Linked DNA regions of Mus musculus: region 1 is linked to region 2. Evidence: chromatin loops called from intact Hi-C (ENCODE). Cell type or tissue: heart. All regions are shown on one strand. Links, peaks and the distances in the headings refer to the core of each region. The heading gives the core; the rest is flanking DNA. Region 1 has its middle 6.3 kb from the start of Gm26021. Region 2 holds the start of Rbm28 (RNA binding motif protein 28).

The links. Hi-C counts contacts between places; a loop is a spot of excess contacts. Peaks named below come from ENCODE experiments on the same cell type or tissue, not always from the same donor. Only the 100,000 strongest peaks of a DNase experiment are listed, where the experiment ranks them.
Region 1: a loop joins it to region 2, with 5 times the contacts of the local background. A loop is called at or near these places in 14 of 42 quality-filtered maps.

Annotation. Positions count from the first base shown.
Region 1 is chr6:29,238,491-29,242,883 of GRCm38, reverse strand. No RefSeq gene overlaps it. Among named protein-coding and RNA genes, the nearest start is that of Gm26021, 6.3 kb to the right of the region's middle. In heart, for the core only: CTCF peaks have their summits at 395 (motif pointing right), 991 (motif pointing left) and 1,913 (motif pointing right); a DNase peak (open chromatin) is centred at 1,913.
Region 2 is chr6:29,164,609-29,169,001 of GRCm38, reverse strand. Rbm28 (RNA binding motif protein 28) reads left to right here and starts at 4,278. Exons shown (of 19, transcript NM_133925.2): 1 at 4,278-4,393. In heart, for the core only: CTCF peaks have their summits at 2,648 (motif pointing left) and 4,157; no DNase peak of the experiment used is centred there; H3K4me3 peaks cover 382 bases; H3K27ac peaks cover 365 bases; H3K27me3 peaks cover 1,343 bases.

The sequences.
Region 1 (4,393 bases), core at 282-4,281, 74 kb before region 2:
GTCACAGATGTGACTTGAATCACATTTGCTCTGTCATGTCCTGTGGATCCTGAAATCTGTGCTTAGGATGTGGCACGCAGGCCGGAACACTGAAGAAGAGCACAGGTTGGGCCTATCCTTATTCCCAGTGTCACAGTGACCAAATCCAGTTTGCCCCGCCCCTCTATTTTTAGGCATAGGCATTAGGAGGGCCTTAATGGCGTCAGTGCCTTGTTTGAAAAACAAAACGAACATAACCTTGGCTTGATTAGGTAGTTGGAGCAGACAGCTAAGTAAGTGTGTCCTAACAACTTGGCCTTTTTATAAATTATATTTTTATTTCTTTATTTATTTAACTTAAAAAAAAGATTTATTTATTTTATGTATATGAGTACACTGTAGCTGTCTTCAGACATACCACAAGAGGGTGCCAGATCATATTATAAATGTTTGTGAGCCACCATGTGGTTGCTGAGAATTGACTCAGGACCCCTGGAAGAGCAGTCAGTCCTCTTAATCACTGAGCCATCTCTCCAGCCCTATATTTTTATTTTTAAAGGCAGTTAGAGTGGGGTGTGGAACTTATATTGTCAGGCTTAGTAGTAGCAAACACCTTTCCTGCTGAGCCATCTTGCCAGCCCCAGTTATATATATATATATATATTTCCTTTGTTTTTTCTTGTTTTTGTTTGATGCAGGGTCTTATGTTACAGTGCTACATTAACACTGGTAGGCCTGGAACTCACAGAGATCTGCCTGTCTCTGTCTCCCGATTACTGGGACTGAAGTTGTGTGTTACGGCACTTGGCCTTTATTTTGTTCAGAAGTTACCAAAGTGGCTTACATAGCACAGCATCTGTGATTGTTGGGCATGGAACACTCCTTGGTCTTTGAGATCAGATTGGAGGACCCTGTCACACTCAGTTCTTCTTCCACATTGATTTTCTGGCTGAAAAAAATTCAGTTTTGGGGGGACAGGGGAGGAGTGGCACTGGGAGCAATGTAGTGCCATCTACTGTAGAAATAGTGAATTACTGTAGTTCACTGACGATAGCAGGTAGGAATAAAGAAGTCCCAGTTGGTGACTTGGAGAGCGTTAGTCAATAGTCTGGAAGTCTTGTCTGTCTGTCTATCATCTATCCACCCACCCACCCATCCATCCATCCATCCATCCATGCATCTATCATCTATTTTCTTTTTAGCCACCAGGGAAGACGCTTCCAGCTCCATCCACCTTGATTCTCTATGCCCTGTGATTAGAGCATATGGTGTCTTCGGCAATAGGGTCTTACCATCTAGTCCTGGTGGGAAACTAAGAGCAATGGAAACTTCCTATAGTGCTTTGAGGGCCCCAGTCAGCAATTCATGGGGATGCAGCTCACCCCTGGTACTGGGATTCTCATTTAATAACATGACTCCTGGGAGCAGTTTCATCCCAGAGTACCCCTGTTCAAACCCTCTTTTAAGAGCTTTTTATTTTTAATTAGGGTACCAAGTGTCAAATTTCCTTATAGCCCCTCTAAAAAAGATTTATTTATCATGCATACAACAGGTCAGAAGAGGGCACCAGATCTGATTAAGATGTTTGTGAGCTACACCATGTGGTTGCTGGGATTTGAACTCAGGACCTCTGGAAGAGCAGTCAGTGCTTTTAACTACTGAGCCATCTCACCAGCCCCCAAACTATTCTTTAAACTGTACCAATGTGAGGCATTGATGGGGCCCTGTAAACCATGTGGTCTGGCCATTACAAAATGAAATTCAGAGAGGTTTCTAAATCCCCAGGAAACATGAGGACCACTGTCCTGTTGCGGTCTGTACACCGCACAGAAGCCCATTCACTCACAGTTGTGTAGCTGGAGATGGCTAGGGTTCACCCAGAGCCCCCCTCCCCACCAAGAACCTGTTTACATAAGGAGTTACTGCAGTACTAGGAAGTTCCAGAAGGGGGCAGCCTACTCTCAGCCCCACCATGGGTTTGTATATAGCTACCTAAAGCCAATTTGTTAGCTTCCCTCCTTTCCCTTCCTAATCTCCTCCTCTCTCCTCCTCCTCCTTCCACTCCTCCTCCTTTCTTTCTTCCTTCCCCTCTTCCTCCTCCTCTTCTTCCTTTTCCTCTCCCTCTTTGAGATATTCTTCTATGGGGCCCTGGCTGGTCTTGAACTTTTTTTCAACATTAGCTCCATTTTAAAAGCAAAACAAAACATTTCTTTGTTTTCATTTTACATGTGTGCGGGTTTGCCTGCATTACATGCATGCCTGGTGCCCTCTGAGGTAAGAAGAAGGCACTAGATCCCCTGGAGCTGGAGTTATAGACATCTATGAGCTGCCATGGGGTTGCTAGGAACCAAATGCCGGTGCTCTAGATTAGCATCAAGTACTCTTTTTAAAAAAACTATTTCCTAAAAATTTATTTTATATATGTGAGGACAGTGTCGCTTTCTTCAGACACACCAGAAGAGGGCATCGGATCCCATTACAGATGGTTGTGAGCCACCATATGGTTGCTGGGAACTGAACTCAGGACCTCTGGAAGAACAGCCAGTGCTCTTAACCTCTAAGCCATCTCTCCAGCCCCTGCATCAAGTACTCTTTTTAAAAATTATTTATTTATGTGTGTGTGTGTTTCTGTGTGTATGTCACACTGCACAGGTGGAGGTCAGAGTTCAGCTTGTAGAAGTCAGCTCTTTCCTTTCACCTCATGGTTCCTGGGAGTGGAACTTAGGTCACCAGGCCTGGGGGTAAGTGCCTTCAGCCTCTGACCGGCCTCACCAGCCCAGTGCCCAGTGCTCTTAACTACTGAGCCCTGCATCTTTTCAGTTTACTGTATCCAGTTATACTAATCCAAGTTAAAAGTGAATCCCCAAAAGTGGATCACATTATACAACCTGTGAGGTTTTAAAACTTGAGGGACAGAAAGGAAATCCTACTAATTGTCAGAAGATCCTCACTGAAACTTCAGAAAGCCACAACATTAAAAAAAAACCAAAAAAAAACAAAAAACAAACAACAACAACAAAAACCTCACGAACCTTCAACTTAGACTTCACACTTGGACAATCCAGTCTCTGTCAGGAGCTGTCATGTCATGTACTGCACATCCTGTAGCTAAATTACTTCTCCTTGTTCCACATGCTCATTTATAGTGCCATCACAGGCAAATACCTTCTTAAACGCCTCCACTAGTGCCTTTTTACTGTAGCCATCCGTGTTCCATGGGCAGCAGTAGTATGGGTCTTCCTGTCCTTTCTCGCCTGGCTTCTTCCATGGATGCCCTCAGTGTCATTAGGAAGTCATCACTTCCCTTGCATCAGTGAAGGGATCAAAAGACCAAGAGTCCCAGGGGGACCTAGTGCTGGTTACTCCCCCGCTGTTGACAGAGAGACTCTCTAAGGTCTGGTTCAAGGGCTCTGGGAAGTCTGTAGGTACCTTTCACTGCAGATTTCTGTTCCACTCGAGGTGATCTACCGTACAGCTCTATGACATACTGAATTAATGGGAACCAATGAGAATTAATGGGGACTAGAGGTCAAAGAGTGGAGGTTCTGAATGGTGGACATACAATTCTTTTCCTCTGTGGACGTGGCCTATGGGAGGTGGCTCCTGGAGAAGTGGGGACTGGGCCAGGATAGGGTGGGAAGGGCATGACGTTGAGTCTGGGGAAGTGAGGAAGTGATGGGACGCAGCAGAGTACTTGAGAGTGGCTCAGCTGTTGGATGGCCTCAAGCTTTTCAAAAATTAAATTAAATTAAAACTAACTTTTCATTTGTGGGGGGGAGCACATGTGTGAAGATCAGAGGACAATTTGCAGGAGTGGCTTCTTTCTTCCACTGTGATCCCAGAGATCAAACTCATATCCTCAGACTTGGCAGCAAGCCTCTGTCTTTAGCCATTAAGCCATCTTGCCAGCTTGGGTCTTGAACTTCTGAGCCTCCTGCCTCTGTCACCCAAAAGCTGCCCTTATAGGTACTTACTGCAATGCCAGAGTGTTTGCGTTGAAAGTTAAAACATCCGTGCTTTTATTTTTACTTTCTAGAATCTATTGATTATTGTTTTTATTAGGGTGGCAGGGATGTGTGTCACATTGCCTGTGTGGAGATCAAAGGACAGCTCTGTGGAGTTGGTTCTCTCCTTTCATGGTATGTGGGTTCTGCAGTTCAAACTCAGCTTTTTGGGCTTGCCCAGCAAGCGTTTTACCTGCTGATCAGTCTTATGTCAGGTGTTTCCTTTACAAATTGCTATTCCTTATATTGTGTTAACAATGGTCTCTCGTAGGCTAGAGAGATGGCTTAGAGGTCAAGAGCACTGGCTGTTCTTTCAGAGGTCCTGAGTTCCATTCCCAGCAACCACTTGGTAGCTCATAAATATCTGTAATGAGATCTGGTGCCCTCTTCTGGTGTGTAGGCAGAACACT
Region 2 (4,393 bases), core at 200-4,199:
GCACTTGGCAAAATGCCTTTGTCCACAGGAGCCCTGCATCAGATCTTAGGAGATAGCTTCCTAGGAGCTAGTTAATAATAAAGATCTTCATAGAAATGGGGGCACACTTGTTAAAGGGCCTGATTGCTTCCGTTGGGCCAGCCAACAACCTGTCTGCCAAGTTCCCATAAGAATTTGCAAAGAGGAAGCTGTCTATTCTCATCAACAGGGAGTCTTTGAGGCTGGTCTTACAAGGACCTCATCCCCATTTCCCACAGAGCTCTCATCTCTGATCCTCAGTAGAGAAAAATCTGTCTTCACTGCCCACCTCTTGCCCCAGCCCCAGCTCAGTTCTCAAAGAAAGATCACCCTGCAGGGACCCATTAGCACATCCAGCCACCAGCTACAGCGTATCTGCCCCTTTCCTGAAGCATTTAGCCTCCAGTTATATATACTCTGCATTTGTCATCTGGCTAAAATGTAATGGTTTACGGTGGCAGGGTCTTGGATCAGGTTTGAAAATGAAAAGCTGGCAGTGTTTGGCGGATGTCCTGCATATCACATAGAGACCTGGAGAGGCATACACATCAAGATCAAAGTGGAAAAAAAAAACAAACAAACAGGAAGCTTCCTAATCTCTCTCTCTCTCTCTCTCTCTCTCTCTCTCTCTCTCTCTCTCTCTCTCTCACACACACACACACACACACACAATCACACATGCACCAAACTTGGATCACCAGCTCATGGAGTTTGGAGATAGGCGCCAAGGAGCCAAAAGGAATACAGAAAGGGAGGTGGGGAGGGGCTGAAGCTCTTGTTCCCTGCAGATGAAGATCTGTCTTGATTGAGGACAGTATCCAGGGCCTCAAGACCTCAGAGGGAGGAGGGAAGCCAGGACCATCTAAGGGAGGGTAAGAGTCCTGATAGAGAAGAGAAATTTGAAGCAGCAGTGCAGGTGAGGCTGAGGGATGGACCTGGAGTGGTCCTGACCGTGCCTCCTCCATCACCTGGCTCAGTGTGGCTCAGACATTCTTGCTGCATCCTCACTCTGGGCTGAGGCCCAGAGAACTGCCAGTTTCCTAATTACAGGCATTTCTCACTGGGTGTCATAGTGGCTGCAGTGGGCCCGGCATTGGCACTGCATTGTGTCATGCAAGGGATGCTTGCTGCTCTGGGAAATTGTCTCCTTCTTACCCCATTGCCCCTCCCAGCTGCCTGTCCTCTGCTTCCGCTTACACCCAGCCCCTCTGTCATCCCTTCCTCACACTCATCCTCTCCAGCTGCTTGGTCTTTCCCATTCTCCTCACTGAATCTAATTGGCTCCATGTACTTCTCTCCCCTGAGCACAGCAGTCAAATCTGGAGCCTCCCCATCCAGTCTGACTCCGTTCATCTCTCACAGATACTTGCTTTTTTCTCGTCTGAGAGCTCTGAATGCAGCTGATGAGAAAGGAGGCCAGAGGAACATTTCTCAGTACTCACCAGATCCGACACTTTGTTAATTTTCCTTCATATAAATCACTCCCAGTTAAAACTTTTTTTTTTTTTTAACTTCAGAGAACTTGAGTTTCTGGCACCCACCTTGAGCTACTCGCAATCACCATCAACTTCAAACCAAGGAGATCTGATGATGTCTTTTGTCCTTCGTGTACACATCTCTCATCCACACACACCCCTACAAATAAAAATAAAAACAAAATTAAAAAAAAATCCCTGGGCTGGAGAAATGGCTCAGCCGTTAAGAGCACCGACTGCTCTTCCAGAGGTCCCGAGTTCAATTCCCAGCAACCACATGGTGGCTCACAATCATCTGTAATGGGATCCGATGCCCTCTTCTGGTATGGCTCAGGACAGCTACAGTGTACTCATAAAATAAATAAAATCTTTTTAAAAATTAAAACAAATCCCTAGCTTTTTCACACACAAAGAAGCCAAGACTTCAGTTAGCTGCGCATTTTATCTTGTGCCTTATTTCTTACCCAAAGCAGGCTTCTCAGAAGGAATAGAGTTAGATCCTAATGCATACATCCTACAGTTTCAATATCGGTACTTGGAGGGTCTGAATGATAAACTTTCATTCATTCATGAATTAATCCACTCCCTTAAAATTATTTGTTGAAGGCTCAAATATATCAGGTGATGAGACTGAAAAAGGCAGAGAAGGAAACAAACTATGAATGTTTGATATGCAGAGGAAAGGCAAGCACTAATAGAAGAGTCATTATAGCACAAACAATTATTACAGTTGTGAGAAGTGGGGAGAATAAGAACTACCTAATCTTATAGAAGGCTCAGCCTTTGGGGAGAGTGAGGAGTGGAGCCAGAGGGAAAGCCTAAGGACATCCCAGGCTTCTCTTCTTTCCTTCCCAGGCTTCACTACAGTGATGGATGAGGGATAGGTCTGCAGTTTATTTCCCTTGGAAGCCACCTTGCAGGGTTCCATGACTCCTGCTATTTAATAAAGAACACTGCATGAGTCCTGAGTAGATGGATGAGCAAATATTCTTGGCTGAAGAACCATATGCCCTTCCTGATATGCATGGCTAGAAGGGGAGGAGGCAGGAGACAGATGGGGGATCCACATCTGAATAAAGGGGAAGATGAGAAGGCTCAGTTTTACTGTGTATTCTGAGGGACACAGAACCCTGACTATGGGTATATGCTGCCCCCTGATGGATGTAGGGAAACAGTTTAGTCTTTGTCCTTTAAGGAAAAATTGGACTTAGGGTATTTAGAACGGTTGTTTGTTTGTTTGTTTGTTTGTTGAGGGGAGAGGAGGATTACAAATGGATATTAAATTCTTCCCCCTTTATCTACCACAGCTATGACTAGGTCCCCCAATACAAGTTTGTATTTGAGGATAGAATTTGATTCTTGGTTGTTGTTGTTTTCCGAAACAGGGTCTCTCTGTGTAGCCCTGGCTGTCCTGGAACTTGCTTTGTAGACCAGGTTGGCCTCGAACTCAGAGATCCGCCTGCCTCTGCCTCCCGAGTGCCGGGATTAAAGGCGTGCGCCACCACTGCCCCACTTAGAATTTGATTCTTGAGGAGGATGTGGAATTCCAAACCAATTTTGTTTAAAAGATTCTACTTCTTTTGCCCACTTTACTTTTTATGTAAGATAGGATCGACTTTATGGTAGCCTTGACAATCTGTTTTGTATTTCAGTGCCTTTTCTTCTGATTTATCTATTTAAAATATAACTGTGGTGGGGGTTCTTTTTCTAAAAGCACATATTAATTATTTGAAGCCTACTAGGACTTCATAAATTTCATGCTTAGCACATTCCTCCCACCACTACTACCTACACGTCATCCATCCATCCATCCATCCATCCATCCGTCCATCCATTATATTGAATGTGGATAACTCTTGGGGATTTTCACTGTGCCTTTCATCTTTTGTGGTGTTTTCTACCTACTGAGCTGTTGTAACTTAAAAGTAAAGACTTTAAAAGTGCCTAGGGTACTTTTTGCAGCTAGGCATTCTGCAAGCACAGCATTTTTCCATGTAAGACAGACAGTGAAGCCCACTGAGTGTTAAACACTGTGGGTAGCCTCCAGTCTGTCTGATAAACAGACATAAATGAAGATCTTCTGTCTCTGGGCAGCAGTGCATCCTAGGTCTGTGCATATAGCTGGGTGTTATGTTTGGCTTCCGTGTGCTCTGATGTGATCTTGCAGAGATTTTGTAAGATTTTAAAAATAAACGTCTGTCTCTCACTCTGGACTCTATTTTATATGACGGCAGGGACCATGTCTTTTTTTTTCGGCAATGAATTTTACTCCTAATATATAAGTAGGAGCTCAATCAGTAAGAATTGAAAATATGATTTCGTACGTAGTATTTGTTCTCTGGGGATTTTAGTAGATACAATTTGTCTCTGCGGCCAAGTGACAGTTTGTCTCATGTTTTCTGAGGACATGTGACTAGTTCAAATTATGTATGTTACATGCTTGTGTCTATGACGTTTTGCATATGTGTTTTTTTCCCCCCGCGTGATATGTGGCAACTCTTCAGAAAAAAACTTATTGAACACCCACTCTATGTCAGATGAGGGCAGGCTTAGGGGGAAAATGACTTCTGCCTGCTTTGGTGAATTTGGGGTCGAGTTCCTAAATGAAAGATTTTAAGAGAATTTTAAGCTGTTGATGTCAAGTTTCCCCCAGTGGCGGGGGCGGTGCTGGGACTGCACAGAGACCGTCGTTCAAGAAGCTCCGCCCCCAGGACGTCATTTTTCTTTTTCTTTCCGGAACTATTCCTTCCAGTCTGCGTTTCCTCCCGGACTCTTTTGAGCAAAGAGGACTTCCTGAATTTCCCGGCAACTCGGCACCGCCTTCCTGCCAGAGCTCATCCCAGCCCTCGCTCGCGCCGGCGTGAGGTGCTCGCAGCCTCACGCGCTTGTCTCTCGGTCTC